Linked DNA regions of Homo sapiens: region 2 is linked to region 1. The links are chromatin loops, found by intact Hi-C in ENCODE. Cell type or tissue: ascending aorta. All regions are shown on one strand. Links, peaks and the distances in the headings refer to the core of each region. The heading gives the core; the rest is flanking DNA.

Region 1 (5,376 bases), core at 210-5,209:
TTAAGATTCTCTCATTCTAAATGTATTTTGCACATATTTCAAAATATCTGAATTTATATTTTGTGAATATTTTACAAAAGTATTAAAGGTTTTTTTTTTGTTAGTTTTTGCTGTTGCTTTATTTTTTTCTTTTTTAATGTTATCTTTTGAATATATGTTTCTTTATTGTTGATCTTTATTTACCTCTGATGAATTTAGGGGTTTATGAGGCTGGCATTAGATTGTCACATGGACATTACCTTGGAAAATCTATTTGAGTACTCTGTATTATAGCATTTTGAAGTTGATAGTGGGATGTATGTATCATTTTGGCTTATGTTATTCTGTCCAGAGGATTTTCCCTAGGGAAGGTGGGAAAGAAAGGAAGAATGCTTTGGAGAGAATTCCCACGGTGGACAAGTGGCATTTTGAGTCAAGGGAGTAGTGTGCACTTTGGTAAGGAGTCCTGAAAGAGCATCTTATGATTACAGATCTTGAGGTGGTTTGGTGTGGTTGGAAGGCAGGGTTTGTTGGTTAGTGGTGAGAGGGAGCAGCTGTAAAGGAATACCAAAGCCGCAATTCGAAGGCTTGGGTAATTTTAGCTGCACGCACTCACTAGCTATGTGTCTATATGTGATTTCCCTAAGTTTCAATTTCCTTAAATGTGCAAAATGAGAATAATAAAAATATCTACACTGTAGGATTGTGAGGTTTAAATTAGGTAACATTTGTACCTGGCACACAAGTACTTAATAAATATCAGCTGCTGTTTTTAGGTATTTGTACTTCAGAGAGTTATTGAAGGATTTTAAAATTGAAGAGTGATATGATCGGAATTAGAATTTTGAATACTAATCTCAGGAAAAGTGTAAAAAATGGATTGAAGGGGAAGAAACTGAAGGCGGAAAATTAAGTAGGCCTGTGCTAGAATACTAGCTAGTAAGATTCTAGATTAAGAAATGAGGAGAGGACAGGACGGGTTTGAGAACTATTGCAAATTATCACGTGCATTATATTCCATGAGTTGGGGAGATCTTAAGGGAACTAGGAGAATTGACAGCAAGAATATGGACAGGATACCTAGCTGAGTAAGAAACATTGTATTTTCCTCCTCTTAATACAACTCAGAAACATACTTTAAAAGCATTTAGTATTTTGACATTTGGTACTGGGACATTTTGAATGTTACCATCTAATCATTTTGGATAAAGATACATGTCTATTTACACAGTTTTGTTTTTGGAGTACTTTATGTACATTCTTGTTGAGTACTCTTCTATTTGGCAAGTTTCGTTGTGGCATTTGAAAAACTGCCCTTTCCCAGTAAAATGATTAGATTTTAATTTGTTTACTCAGTTGAATGTTCTTACCTTACATAATTTTACTTAGATTATTTTATAATAGAGAACAAAGGTCTAGATTATGACATGTTTTCTTGTCACTGAAGTGTTCCTTACGTTGTATTGACCAATTGAACTGTGGGTTAAATATAATGTACTTTAATTTTAAGGTGTGGTTGAGACTCAGGCCCAAGATATTTTACTTTTTATTAATCATATTTTATAAAATTATAATGATAATTATTGAAGTAAACAAGATTTTGGGATTGTGTATAAGGTCATAGGCATTTTCACTTGTTTGTCAGCAACCCCTAGAAGTTATGTCTCCTTTGCTATTGAATTAGAGTAAGACTTTCTACATACTGCTGTATCCAAGGGCAAAAAAAGTAATGTTTAGTAGAGCTGCAATCATAAGAAAGATTTTTCAGTGATATTTATTTCTTCACCCAATAGCTTTTATTAAGTGTCTTTTTATGTATTAGAATAATCTTTTTTGAGACGGAGTTTCACTCTTGTTGCCCAGGCTAGAGTGCAGTGGCGCAATCTCGGCTCACCGCAACCTCTGCCTCCCGGGTTCAAGCGATTCTTCTGCCTCAGCCTCCCGAGTAGCTGGGATTACAGGCATGCACCACCTCGCCTGGCTAATTTTGTACTTTTAGTAGAGACGGGGTTTCTCTATGTTGGTCAGGCTGGTCTTGAATTCCCGACCTCAGGTGATCCGCCTACCTTGGCCTCCCAAAGTGCTGGGATTACAGGCGTGAGCCACCGCACCCAGCCATGTATTAGAATAATCTTTAGGAATTAAAAAAAAAAAAACTAAATATTTTGTGCTGCTTGTCTTCAAGGAGGTCTCAGTCTAGTGGAGAAAGTAGAACACAGGAAAACATGATTTTAAAAATAAAATAGTGTAATAATTGCTATACCTAGGGATACCCAGCTAAACCATGGGCATATGTAGGAGGAACATCTAATCTGCAGATATCACATGATCATGCTAATTTGGTAGATTTATTGCTATATATTACATGAGAAGAGTAGATCCAGAACTGAAAGGAGTCTATCATCCAGCCATCTGTTACAGATCAGGACATAGTACATTTCAGAGAGCACATGCTACTTCATGGGAGATGGAAGATTGCAAGAAGCCTCTTGGCAATCCTCATTTCTTTTTTTTTATATATATATATATATTTATTTATTTATTTGTTTATTTTATTGATCATTCTTGGGTGTTTCTCGCAGAGGGGGATTTGGCAGGGTCATAGGACAATAGTGGAGGGAAGGTCAGCAGATAAACAAGTGAACAAAGGTCTCTGGTTTTCCTAGGCAGAGGACCCTGTGGCCTTCCGCAGTGTTTGTGTCCCTGGGTACTTGAGATTAGGGAGTGGTGATGACTCTTAGCGAGCATGCTGCCTTCAAGCATCTGTTTAACAAAGCACATCTTGCACCGCCCTTAATCCATTTAACCCTGAGTGGACACAGCACATGTTTCAGAGGGCACATGGTTGCGGGTAAGGTCATAGATCAACAGCATCCCAAGGCAGAATAATTTTTCTTAGTACAGAACAAAATGAAGTCTCCCATGTCTACTTCCTTCCACACAGACACAGCAACAATCTGATTTCTCTAACTTTTCCCCACCTTTCCCCCTTTTCTATTTGACAAAACCATCGTCATCATGGCCTGTTCTCAATGAGCTGTTGGGTACACCTCCTAGACGGGGTGGTGGCCAGGCACAGGGGCTCCTCACTTCCCAGAAGGGGCGGCCGGGCAGAGGTGCCCCCCCACCTCCCGGACGGGGCGGCTGGCCGGGGAGGGGGGGTGCTGACCCCCCACCTCCCTCCCGGACGGGTCGGCTGGCCGGGCGGGGGCTGACCCCCCACCTCCCTCCCGGACTGGGTGGCTGGCCGGGTGGGGGCTGACCCCCCACCTCCCTCCCGGACGGGGCGGCTGGCCGGGCGGGGGCTGCCTCCCACCTCCCTCGCGGACGGGGCGGCTGGCCTGGCGGGGGCTGACCCTCACCTCCCTCCCGGATGGGGTGGCTGCTGGGCGGAGACGCTCCTGACTTCCCAGACGGGCGGCTGCCGGGCGGAGGGGCTCCTCACTTCTCAGACGGGGCGGCTGCTGGGCGGAGGGGCTCCTCACTTCTCAGACGGGGCGGCTGCCGGGCGGAGGGGCTCCTTCTCAGACGGGGCGGCTGGACAGAGACGCTCCTCACCTCCCAGACGGGGTCGTGGCTGGGCAGAGGCGCTCCTCACATCCCAGACGGGGCGGCGGGGCAGAGGTGCTCCCCACATCTCAGATGATGGGTGGCCGGGCAGAGACGCTCCTCACTTCCTAGGTGGGATGGCGGCCGGGAAGAGGCACTCCTCACTTCCCAGACTGGGCAGCCGGGCAGAGGGGCTCCTTGTATCCCAAACGATGGGCGGCCAGGCAGAGACGCTCGTCACTTCCCAGATGGGGTGGCGGCCGGGCAGAGGCTGCAATCTCGGCACTTTGGGAGGCCAAGGCAGGCGGCTGGGAGGTGGAGGTTGTAGAGAGCCGAGATCACGCCACTGCACTCCAGCCTGGGCAACATTGAGCATTGAGTGAAGGAGACTCCGTCTGCAATCCCAGCACCTCGGGAGGCCGAGGCTGGCGGATCACTCGCGGTTAGGAGCTGGAGACCCGCCCGGCCAACACAGCGAAACCCCGTCTCCACCAAAAAATACGAAAACCAGTCAGGCGTGGCGGCACGCGCCTGCAATCGCAGGCACTCGGCAGGCTGAGGCAGGAGAATCAGGCAGGGAGGTTGCAGTGAGCAGAGATGGTGGCAGCACAGTCCAGCTTCGGCTCGGCATCAGAGGGAGACCGTGGAAAGAGAGGGAGAGGGAGACCATGGAAAGAGAGGGAGAGGGAGACCGTGGGGAGAGGAAGAGGGAGAGGGCAAGGGCGAGGGCGAGGGCGAGGGAGAATCCTCACTTCTTATGCCATTTATTTATATAGAGTATGTTGTGTATGTTCCTTGTCTCCCTGATGGGGCCACTACTCTGTGTAATGGATGAGACATGATGGAGTAGGTTGAGGAGGGAGATACATATGAGGTGAGTTTAAAGGAATTTGAATTATTTGGCATGAATAAGAGAAATCTGGGACTGTCTTAAAAAAAGTTTTGGGTTTTTTTGGTAATAATTTTATACTCAGAGAAATGTTGCAAGACCAAGATTAGTACAAAAAATATCTAAATACTCTTTATCCAGATTTACTTGTTAATGTTTTTTGCCATTTTCTTACCATTTGCTCTCTTTCATATATATGTATATATGAATAGGTATATATATGTTTATATGCATATTATGGCCCTTTATCTCCTAAATACTTCAACATGTATTTCCCAGTCATAGGGATTTAAAAAAAAATTGTACAGTATGGACTTCACTAAATTTAACATTGACGCAATAGTTTAATCTACCATTTGTATTCCAATTTTTTTTTCAATTGGCCCAGTCACCTTTATAGTATTTCTCCTTCCACAGACTGCTTTTTAAAGAGCAAAGAATGAGTCATGAGTAATTTTTAGTAGAAACTTTCTATTAAGGGCCTAAACACAATCATGGTGACTTAAAGTTGGATTCCTGTTTTGATCCACATCCATGCCTCCCACAAACCTTCCTGTCGCAGAAAATGACAGCACAATCCCATTAATTGTTCAAGCCAGAAACCTGAAGCTTATTTGGTTTCTCTTTTAACTTTATCCTTTGAGTTTAACCCATCACTGAGTCCTGTAGTTTCTCTCTCCCCTATATATCTTGAAACCCATCTATTGGCTGGGTGCAGTGGTTCACGCCTATAATCCCAGCACTTGGGGAGGCAGGAGGGTCACTTGAGCTCCGGAGTTCGAGACCAGCCTGGGCAACATACTGAGACCACACTCCCCCGCCCACCCCCGTCTACAAAAATTAAAAAGTTAGCTGGGTGTGGTGGCATGTGCCTGTAGTCCCAGCTACTAGGGAGGCTGAGATGAGAGGACTGCTTGAGCCCAGGAAGTCGAGGCTGCAGCGAACTATGATCACCCCAC
Region 2 (5,376 bases), core at 56-5,055, 51 kb before region 1:
CGGATGAGCACTTGTCACACCCCTGCAGAGCCCCAGCTGGTTCTTAGAGAGGTGCTCCAGCTCTGTGATTACCTAATCTGGCTTCCCAATCTATCCCACAATGTGTCATTGCTGAGGTCCCTGTGGGTCTTGCAGATAAACTTGCTACAGTCATCCTACACAAAAAAGAAGCTCGTTATCATGAAACCGGCCTGCTTTTTAGCTCCTGGGCCCTAACTCACCCCAGATTGCTGCCAGCTCTTTTGTTTTCCCACTTAGACCAAAGGGATTGAGAAGCTTTCCCATTCCTTGGAGCTGCCACCCTCCATTCTAAGGCAGTCTCCCCCTTCACCCTGCTTGCTGCACCCCAGATGCTGCAAGGCCCATGTGCTGTTTTTGACTTCAGTACTTCAGATTGCTGTGGGAACACAGGAGGCAGCAGCCAGATGAGAAATTGAGTCTGACTCTGGAGTATTATAAAGTCCTTATAGTTACTGGCATTAGGTATAGGGTCTGTATTATTAAAGAGAAATTATTCACCAAACACTTGTTAAAAATGGCAAGACAGTTTATTTAAGAGCATTGCAATAGGTAAGTGCTATGGTCTCAATGTTTGTGTCTCCCTCAAATTCATAAGTTGAAACTTCACTTCCAAGATGAAGGAATTAGGAGGTGGGCACTTTAAGGGATGATTATGTCATAGGCCAGAGCCCTCATGAACGAGATCAGTGCCCTTCTAAAAGAGGCATTGGGAGAGACCCCTCACCTTTTCCATCATATGAGGACACAGCCAGGAAGCATCATCCACGAACCAGAAAATTGGCCCTTACCAGACACTGAATCTGCTGATGTCCTGACCATGGACTTCTGAGCCTTCTGAACTGTGAGAGATAAATTTCTGTTGTTTATAAGCCTTCTGGTTGATGATATTTTGTTATAGCAGCCCAAACAGAAGGGGACAGGGAGAGAGATGGAACTCAACTTCAAATACAAACAGGGACAAGTGGGGCTTTAGAGCCAGTGGGCCCAGTGAGGCAGAGGACAGAGAATTACTATGGGGAACTTGGGATAGGGGAGAGAGACCTGATTAGATATCAAGGGCAGGGGGGATTCCCAATAAACTGCCTCAGCAGAATTTTTGCTAAAACTGGGCTCAGCAGGCCATGGAGGAGGCCTAGTTGAGAAGAGGGCTCAGAGTGTGGTCAATGAGAGAGGCTTTGTCAGTTTCAGTCAGGGTTCTTCAGAGAAACAGAAACAATAAGAAAGAGAAAGATTGAGATTTATTTTAAGGGATTGAGTCATGCAATTGTGGATGCTGGCAAGTCTGAAATCTAGGGCAGGCCCTTTGGATAGAAATTCAGACAAGAGTTGAAATTGTAATCTTGGGCCCAAAGTCTGCAGGGCAGACCAGTGGGCTGGAAATCTAGACAGGATTTCTATGTCAGTTTTGAGGCAGAATGCCTTCTTCCCCTGACACCTCAGCTTTTGCTCCTAAGGCCTTCATCTGATTGGATGAGGCCCACCCACATCATGGAGGGTAATCTGCTTTACTTAAAGTCTGCCAATTGTAAATGTTAATCACATCTACAAAATGCCTTCCTAACAACATCCAGACTAGTTGACCAAACAACTGGCCCCAATCGCCTAGCCAAGTTGACAAGAAAAATTAGCCTTCACAGGGTCTGAAGAGAGTATGTGGACACCTAGACAGGTATGTTCAGTCCATCTTTGCTTCCAAGGGATGCTCACAAGTCTCCCCAGTTGATCCTATTTTTTAGGGAAGACAATGCAGAGGATCCTCCCCCACCCCCATCACCCCTTTCCATAACCTAGAGATAAAAATGAAGTAAGAAAGATTTGTTCCTGGGCCGGGTGTGGTGGCTCATACCTGTAATCCTAGAACTTTGGGAGGCCAAGGTGGGTGGATCACCAGCTCAGAAGTTCGAGACCAGCCTGGCCAACATGGCAAACCCCCATCTCTACTAATAATACAAAAATTAGCCAGGTGTGGTGGCGGGCAACTCTAATCCCAGCTACTCAGGAGGCTGAGGCAGGAGAATCGCTTGAACCTGGGAGGCGGGGGTTGCAGTGAGCCAAGATTGTGTCTCTGCACTCCAGCCTGGGCAACAAGAGCAACAAAAAACAAAAAACAAAAAAATTAAAACAAACAAACAAAAAAAGAGATTTGTTCCTGTACCTCAAGTGGACAACTGATGTCCAGAGACCCACTGGACTGAGAACATCCACCTTCCTCAGTTTCTGACTGCCGAGCAATGATGACTGGGGACATTTCATGCAGGTACATCACCGAGGAGTGAAGAAAGTAGTCACCTGAACCAAATAGTAAGGTCTCTGTCCCAGAGAGCCTGGGGGTTTGGCAAAAATGCTGTGAACACCCATATGGGCATTGCATTGTTAATCTGTACATGTGAACAAGAAAGGATTAGCCCCCAGACCTCATACTCAAGGATGATTGTAGTGGAAAGTCCCACTTCCCATTGTGCTTCTGCTTCCTGATGCTCAAGAATAAGCTTTAGGCTTGACCAAGTGGGGGTGGGAGGAAACACAAACAGAAACTGCCACTACCCTCCCCACAAGTAGAAAAATTTAAGCGTGTCTTGTTCTCTAATGAAGTTTTGTAACAGTAGCCTACATGGTGAAAACAAAGTCGAAGCCGCCTCCAGCGTGCTTAAAACCAGGTTTAAGCTGCTGGCTGCTACTGTTGCTTCACCAAGCACCTTAGTTCCAGGGAATGGGCTTCATCTCTGTTTCACAGAGAAGTCCCCTTTGCCAAAGAATGTGGGTGGCCTACAGAGAAGCAGGGCAGTGAATATACTTTCCCTGCCTTCTGTGATGCATTTTCTTCGTGCAGCTCTAAAGCAAGATTGTTTGTTGTTATAATGACGGCCTTTCCGTCTTTACTTACAACATCCTGTTCTCCCAGGACATTAAAGGCTGGGCTGAGAGACAAAGCTGAGGGACGCCTAGTCTGGCTGCCTCCCTGGTGCCAACCAAGTTCCTGACTGGATCAGGCTCAACCTACAGGAATTCCTCCCCCGTCATTCACTCACTAATGTGTTTTAAAAACATATTTTGAGTGCCTACTGCTGGTGCTAGGGAAACAGCTGTGACTAACCATCTCTGACATTCTGGGGTGCCCATCCTCACAAAGGAGGCCTCTGCTCCCAGCACACCAGTGGCAGATGTGTCCACATAGATCCGACTCCAGTTCAAACTCAAAATGACCTCTTTTACTCCTGCTATGTTATATATATTTAAATAGTTTTAAACATTTGTTAAATAGCATTTCATGGGGATATAGTTTCTCTTTCTCTCTTTCTTTTCTTTTCTTTTTTTTTTTTTTTCAGTCTCCCTCTGTCGCCCAGGCTGAAATGCAGTGGCTCAATCTCCTCCACCTCCTGTGTTCAAACGATTCTCCTGCCTCAGCCTGCCGAGTAGCTGGGACTACAGGCATGCACCACCATGCCTGGCTAATTTTTTTGTATTTTTAGTAGAGATGAGTTTTCACCACATTGGCCAGTCTGGTCTTGAACTCCTGACCTCAAGTGATCTGCCCGCCTTTGCCTCCCAAAGTGCTGAAATTACAGGTGTGAGCCATGGTGCCTGGCCAGATGGTGAACATAGTTTCAAAAATTAGATATAGTTTCTGCAATTAGAAAAATGCAGAAAGTGGGCCAAACGCAGTGGCTCATGCCTGTAATCCCAGCACTTTGGGAGGCCAAGGTGATCAAATCACTTTAGGCCAGGAGTTCAAGACCAGCCTCGCTAAAATGGCAAAACCCCATCTCTACTAAAAATACAAAAACTAGCTGGACTTAGTGGTGCATGCCTATAATTCCAGCTACTTGGGTGGCTGAGGCAGGAGAATTGCTTGAACCCAGGTGACAGAGATTGCAATTAGCCAAGATCGTGTCACTGCACTCCAGCCTGGGTGACAGAACAAGACTCTGTCTAAAAAGGAAAGAAAGAAAGAAAGAAAGAAAGAAAGAAAGAAAGAAAGAAAGAAAGAAAGAAAGAAAGAAAGAAAGAAAGGAAGGAAGGAAGGAAGGAAGGAAGGAAGGAAGGAAGGAAGGCAAGCAGGCAGGCAGGCAGGCAAGGGAAGGGAAGGGAAGGGAAGGGAAGGGAAGGGAGGGAAGGAAAGGAAGGGAGGGAAGGAAGGAAAGAGAGAAAGGGAAAAAAGAAAATAACCAAAACGAATAAAAAAAGAAAGAAAAATGCAGAAAAGTATGAAAAAGAAAAAGTATCACTTCTACATTCATATCCAGAGATAACAACGGCTAAAATACCGGTATATTTTCTTCCAGCCTGTTTTCCACCAATATATGTAAAATACGAAACATGTAACACATCCTTGGCTATTATCTCCCTTTCCTTCAGAAGGACTTGGGAGAACAAAGACTCTTGGCTAAAAACTAAATGAAGGTCTTTTTGGAAAGGCCATTTCACAGCCCCTCTCAGGGTAACCAAGGGAGCCTCCTTTGAAGCATAATGTGGCTTTTTTATTTTTCAGGCTGGCCCCAAAAGGCAGGAAGCAAGCCAAACAGGACACAGGCGCAGCATAACAATGTGGTGTACTGACTCCCAGGAAAAAGGGAGGCGTGCTCCTAATTATGAGGATGTTAAGGAAAGGGCTCCTTCCTCATTGTGGGTTTGGGCATGGTCCCTGACAGTTGGTACTAGTGTTTGTCCTTGGGAGATGTGGGTGGCGATGCTTGATGTAACAGGTGCATAATTTAAGGAGGCAGAAGAGCCCAAGGGTCACACTGGGAGGGAAGTTGACAAGAAAAGCTGACCCAGTGGTAGTGTCAACCTGGACCCCTGGTATCTGAGCACCGAAGTCCCTCCCATCCCAGGATGCACAGGGAACGTCTTCAATGGGGGGCTTCCTGACCATCTGCTGAAGCCTGGGGACTGCTCAGGATGAAAGAATCAGACTAAGGGAAGACACTGGAGTCATAGAAAGGGATGGGAGTGGGGCAGGAGATCCTGTTGTTCAGACGGGGGGCTTCTGTTGCCCAAAACGGAATGGAGGTTTAAAGAACGATGCATCACCACAGCAAGGCTGGACCTGGGATGTGTCCTCAGTTACACCCTCTGTGAGGGGCCCATCAACCCATTGCCGTCCCTTTGTCTTGTTTGTTTGTTTGTTTTTCTTGAGACGGAGTCTCGCTCTGTTGCCAGGCTGGAGTGCAATGGCGCAATCTCTGCTCACTGCAACCTCTGCCTCCTGGGTTCAAGCGATTCTTGTGCCTCAGCCTCCCAAGTAGCTGGGATTACAGGCGTGTGCCACCACACCCAGCTAATTTTTATATTTTTAGTAGAGACAGGGTTTCACGATGTTGGCCAGGCTGGTCTCGAACTCTTTACCTCACCATC

Evidence for each region. Hi-C counts contacts between places; a loop is a spot of excess contacts. Peaks named below come from ENCODE experiments on the same cell type or tissue, not always from the same donor. Only the 100,000 strongest peaks of a DNase experiment are listed, where the experiment ranks them.
Region 2: it touches region 1 in a loop (3-fold over the local background); 5 of 110 quality-filtered maps call a loop at or near these places.

The regions. Positions count from the first base shown.
Region 1 is chr10:84,344,268-84,349,643 of GRCh38, forward strand. All of the region lies in intron 1 of CCSER2 (coiled-coil serine rich protein 2), which reads left to right. Among named protein-coding and RNA genes, the nearest start is that of CCSER2, 18 kb to the left of the region's middle. In ascending aorta, for the core only: no CTCF peak of the experiment used is centred there; no DNase peak of the experiment used is centred there; H3K27ac peaks cover 1,697 bases.
Region 2 is chr10:84,293,768-84,299,143 of GRCh38, forward strand. LINC00858 (long intergenic non-protein coding RNA 858) reads left to right here. Exons shown (of 6, transcript NR_038220.1): 6 at 1-892. Among named protein-coding and RNA genes, the nearest start is that of LINC00858, 16 kb to the left of the region's middle. RefSeq lists enhancers at 1,127-1,366, 4,108-4,608. In ascending aorta, for the core only: no CTCF peak of the experiment used is centred there; a DNase peak (open chromatin) is centred at 2,994; H3K27ac peaks cover 3,123 bases.